Linked DNA regions of Mus musculus: region 2 is linked to region 1. Evidence: chromatin contacts called from ENCODE Hi-C or POLR2A ChIA-PET data. All regions are on one chromosome and are shown on one strand. The core of a region is the stretch at or near the end of the contact, and the rest is flanking DNA. Distances in the headings are between cores, read along the strand shown.

Region 1 (2,700 bases), core at 21-2,520:
GTTGTGAACTTGACACAAATGGAAAGAGGAAATCTCAATTTAAGACTTGCCTTAGTCAGAATAACCTGTGGGCATGTCTGAAAAGAAAAACCTGGGGGAACTTTCTTAGTCACTAATTGTTGTAGGAGAATCCAGTTGGGTATGGGTATACCATCTTTAGGTACATGGGCTTACTCCTCCAAATAAGGTAGGTGAACGTAAGATAGAAATGTAAAGGTCCATGATTCACCGAAGAATGACACCTGGGACTCAAATAGTATGTATACTCAGAGAGTGCTTTATTTTGCAGAAGTCCAGCGTGTTGGAGTCTCCCATTGCCAAAACAGAGAGACAACTAAGTGAGTGTGCATGCTTGCTTTAAAGCACATTGGAATTCTGGGGAAGATGAGTTTTATCTTACTCTATCTCTAGGCATCCTAGAACCATTATCGGGCATGAAGGCTGGAGCCTGGGTTTTTTTCTATTAGTAATTGACTTGCCTGGGCTTGCCTGGACTTTCCCAGTTCTTAGGCCCAGTCTCCTTAACTGTCAATTTGAAGTCTGTCATGGAGTCAGCCTAGCCTTCTCAGAAGCAAGGTGGTAAGCTGCTTTTCTCCATCCCTTTTTGCTTCACGGTTTTGCTTGAGTTTCTTCTGTGGCTTTCTTTACTGATGGACTTTTGGTTCTGGTGTCATCAGAGCAAAACTACAGCCTAAACGTAGCCTGCACTAACACAGCCCAACCTTTTGGAATAGTTTTTTTTTTTTTTCCCCAACACAATTGTGAATTCCCATGTTTTACCTTGATTATTAATAACAGGTTTGGTGTGATGTAACTTTGTTTTTCGAGACAGGGTTTCTCTTTATAGCTCTGGCTGTCCTGGAACTCACTTTGTAGACCAGGCTGGCCTCGAACTCAGAAATCCGCCTGCCTCTGCCTCCCGAGTGCTGGGATTAAAGGCGTGCGCCACCACGCCCGGCTCGTGATGTAACTGTTAGCGTTTGTTTAGACATTATTTCAATATTTAATAAGAGGAGTCATAGGGAAAATTTCCCTTGGACACACTGACACTATTGGAGATCTCAGATCTTTTAAAGACTTTTTAAGCTCATGCTGCCTTAGTCTCCCAACCCAGTTTTATGTGTGTGTTTTGATTAGGACAACCGATGAACCAACAGTTCCAGAGACCATCAGGGGCAAAGCTTGCCAGGAACAGGAACCTGATACAGTCCCCACTATCCCCACTATCGGTCCCTCTATGACGGAGAGCAACGCGCTGCCGGAAGTGACGTTGACGCCCTGCGTGCGGTGGTGCGTCTGGTAGCAGGAGAAGATGGCGGTCTCCACAGGTCGGTTCCTAGCCGGGTCTGCCGCGCTCCCGCTGCTTTCTGTCCGGCGGGCCGCGCGGGACTGCGGGTGCGCAGTGCGGAGGGCCCCGCGAGGGGCAGGGGGTGGGGCGGGCGGTAGGGAGGTCGGGACGCGCGTGTCAGAGCTCGCGGTGACGGGGAGCCTGCGCGCCCACCGCCCGCGGCGGCCCTGCGGGAGGACCGGCAGATCTGGGCGCCGCAGCGGAGCCGAGGGTGGAGTGCGCTGGAGCGGCCCGCGGTGGCGGTGGCATTGCCCATCAACGGGGCTACGGCGGAGAGGCATCCTGGATGGAGCCGGGGATCTAGGCTGGGAGTCCACCAGACAGACACGTGCGGGAGGATAGGACTAACCGGAGGGTGGCTGCTGTCTGGAATAAGAGGGCGACGATTTTACTTAGGTGGCCGAATGCGTGTTCTTCTTCTTCTTCTTCTTCTTTTTTTTTTTCAATTAAGTGAAAAACTACAGTACACTGAGCCAGACGAAAGCTAATTGCAGGACAGTTGGTACCTTAGATAGGTGTTCTACTCTTGTCTACAATGTTCGGTTGCCTTTGAGCAGAAACTTGAAATTTAAATGCCAACAGGGTTTAGAAATTTGGTGACAAAAAAAATTAAAACAGTTTAAAAGTGTTGAGTTTTAGCATTTAAAAATGATGATTCATAAGATTTATTTTTTTTTCTAGTTCTTATTGAATCTAGGTTGTAGAAATGGAAGAGGTTGAGTGCATGTTGTGATTGTTAACATTTCAAGGTAATGCCTTCATATACATTTTTCATATTGTTTAAATCTTACCTTTATGTGTATGAGTGCCATAGACAATAAAATCTTTAGCAGTTCTACCTCTGGAAAATACATCAGTGGTCAGATCAGAGCTGTCCAAGACCAAAGCTCATTTTAAAAGTGATCTTTTAATGTTATAACCCTTAATCTCTTTACTTCTTATTTGAAATATATGTGCTTATTAGTGCCATGTTTTTTAAAGAGTTGTGCTCACTACCTTAAAATTAAACTAATAAAATGGTGTATTGTAATATGAAAAATGTCAATTTGTGATTGCATTTGTTCTTTTTAAAAATATTTATTATATATATATGAGTACACTGTAGCTGTCTTCAGACACACTAGAAGAGGGCATTGGGTTCCATTACAGATGGCTGTGAGCCACCTTGTGATTGCTGGGGATTGAACTCAGGACCTCTGGGAGAGCAACCAGTGTTCTTAGCAGCTGAGCCATCTCTCCAGTCAGCATTTGTTTTTTGGAACATATTTAACACTACTCATATGAAAGAATGTTAAGTATTTTGAAAAGAGCAGTAATTAGATAAAATGAGTGGTCCATACTTTTTATCAAAC
Region 2 (2,700 bases), core at 102-2,601, 43 kb before region 1:
ACCTGTTGCCAAGACATCAGGCACCATATTCCCAGAATATCCACTTGGCTCACCTCCCACCTTTACCTGTGTTGTCATTTTCCATATAAATAAAGGGAATGTCCCTCCCTCTCTCACTCTCTCTCTCTCTGCGCCTTCTCTTTCTGCCACCCCCTCCAAACCTCTTACACGTGGAACTGTTTTTGGCCCAGTGTGCTGTGTTCAGATTCGAGCCTCTATTTTAACACATCAATTACTAAATGGTTAAAAAGAGCAAGGCACGTGTGGTACCTCACATCTATAACCCCAGTATTTGAAGGCTTGTTCTACATACATAGTAAATTCCAGACTATCTTGGGCTATAGCCCAAGATAGGAAATACCTAACCTAAAAAATAAAAATGTCTACAGAATTGCATGACTTTCATTAATTTTTGCAATTATTCTGAAAACATGGTGCAACGAAAAAAGGATTTTTGTCAAGGTCCTATTGAGTTCAAGCGAGTTTATTCTGGAAGAAAATACTTCCATCTTGCACTCTCATCCAACTTTGGATAAAAATGACTACCAAACTTGGTGGTCATTTTCCAACACCTGTTTTAAAGCATCTTCCTCAGATACTAGGAAGAGAGCAGTATACACATCTACCAATTCCATAAACTTTACGGGACGTTGACTACACGCACCACGGAGAGAAACGCTGAGCCCTGCGTCTAGGGACCTTACCCACCCTGCACTGCAGAGCTAGTGCTCAGCACGCACTCCTGCCCCAGACTACGAATCAGCTGGTAACTGGCCCCGGCAGCACTGCAGCGGTCTGCTGCGGACAGGAACTCCTGCAGCTGCAGTAGCCAACACCGTACGCCGGTTCCCTCCTCCGCCATCACGCCGGCACCGCTTCGCGCATGCGCGTCTCAGCACTCTAGCCAGCTCTTCCCTGAAGGCCCAGCCGGAACTGCTCCCTTATACTCTCGCGGGGGTGGGGGGGTGAAGACGCGCACCGGCCTGCAGATCTGTAGCGTTTAACATGTACACATCGGAATGCAAAGGGACAGAACCAGTCTAACCATGCGGAGATATCACAGATTGGTGTTTGCACTCGGGACAACGCAAATGTAAACACACAAGGGAGTTGTGCCGGCCCCGGGTTTCCCGCCAAAACGCAATCCCGCTGCAGGCTGGCCCATCCAAGGCGAGGGGCGTGCAAGTGAATCTAGGCTGTAATTCCTAGGTAGCGGTCGAGAACTCCCCCTCCGGCTTGCAGTGGCGCCTTCCGGAGGCGGAGCTACACGCCTTTGCCGCTGTGATTGGCCGGAAACCTTTTCTCAGAGTTCACTTACGGCGCTTTCCGGAGGCGGAGCTACGCGCGCTTGCCTCTTTGATTGGCCAGGCGTCTTCGGTCGCTGTGACGACAGAGCGGCTGGCGGGAATCGCTTCACCCTGCGGGCCCAGGAACGTTCTCCTGGGTGGCGCAGAACCCTGACTCGCCGTTTTGTGCGCGTTTGCAACTAACCCGGATCCGAGGTACGAGAGGTCCCGGAGCGGGACAACTGAGAGCCAGATTTCTTTTGTCGCGCAGCAACCACAGCACCATGTCGTCCCCGGCATCCACCCCGAGCCGCCGCAGCAGCCGACGCGGACGAGTCACCCCAACCCAGTCCCGTGAGTTCCCTCCTTCATCTGCCCCCTTTCCGCCTCGTGTCTCTTCCCGCAGCACTGTGGAAAGTCCTGAGTCCTTCGAGCCTGGTGTGTGGTTGACAGGCCTTGAGCATATAGTAGCCTCTGTCACCCACATACTGGGCTCTCGTCTCCAGGCAGTCTGGCGTGGTCAGTTCAGTTGACCCACCTTTTCCTACACCTTGTCCCTCTGTTCCAGTTTGAGGGTTTTGGGGGGGGGGTGTTCTTGTTTAAGTAATATGACTACCCTAAGGCACTTCCTGGAAGACTAAGCTTGAGCGTTGATCGTCTTTTTTGTTTTGTATGACGGAAGTTCGAAGTGAGGAAAGCAGGTCGTCACCCAATCGGAGACGTAGAGGCGAAGATTCTTCCACCGGAGAGCTACTGCCAATGCCCACCTCACCAGGAGCCGACCTGCAGAGCCCACCTGCACAGAATGCCTTGTTTTCCAGCCCTCCTCAGATGCATTCTTTAGGTGGGTCAGCCGTCGGTTTTGCTGGTTTACCAGTTGCTATTATTCTGTGTGTACTGATAGATTCTTCACTGAAACACCTGAGGAGAGAAGCAGAGTTGGTACATTTTAGGACCTAGTGAGCAAAGAAAGCATACTTTATAGTAGAACTACAATTGGGGTATGAAAGATTGCAGTAAAGTATTCTGTTTAAATTGTCAAACAGCATTCCGGAATTGGGATTTGATGTGCTTATGGGGATTTCATGGTAAAGCTAAATATCTTGTCTTTATAGCTATTCCTTTGGACTTTGATGTTAGTTCACCATTGACATATGGCACTCCCAGCTCGCGAGTGGAAGGAACCCCAAGAAGTGGGGTGAGAGGCACACCTGTAAGGCAGAGGCCAGATCTGGGCTCAGCACGAAAGGGTTTGCAGGTGGATCTGCAGTCTGATGGCGTGAGTACAAAGCAGATCTCTGATGGTGTTACCTTGAGAGCATAAAGTAGGTCATCCCATTAACATGTTTCTATCCTCGCTTTCTCAATAGGCAGCAGCAGAAGACATCGTACCAAGTGAACAGTCTCTAGGCCA

What was found. A loop is a pair of places that touch in the nucleus more often than their neighbours do. ChIA-PET counts read pairs that join two places held with the same protein, here RNA polymerase II (POLR2A).
Region 2: a loop to region 1 is called in a map of left cerebral cortex, with 6 times the contacts of the local background. The contact joins the promoter of Mcm4 here to the promoter of Ube2v2 in region 1. A Hi-C loop is called at or near these places in 10 of 37 maps with a recorded cell type or tissue (gastrocnemius, heart and left cerebral cortex). POLR2A ChIA-PET finds 5 or more read pairs at or near these places in 4 of 5 experiments (Patski and embryonic stem cell).

What each region holds. Positions count from the first base shown.
Region 1 is chr16:15,593,088-15,595,787 of GRCm38, reverse strand. It overlaps Ube2v2 (ubiquitin-conjugating enzyme E2 variant 2), which reads left to right and starts at 1,270. Exons shown (of 4, transcript NM_023585.4): 1 at 1,270-1,328. The coding sequence starts at 1,313.
Region 2 is chr16:15,636,051-15,638,750 of GRCm38, reverse strand. Mcm4 (minichromosome maintenance complex component 4) reads left to right here and starts at 1,351. Exons shown (of 16, transcript NM_008565.3): 1 at 1,351-1,640; 2 at 1,969-2,130; 3 at 2,402-2,565; 4 at 2,657-2,700. The coding sequence starts at 1,571. Prkdc (protein kinase, DNA activated, catalytic polypeptide) reads right to left here and starts at 885. Exons shown (of 86, transcript NM_011159.2): 1 at 709-885. The coding sequence starts at 862.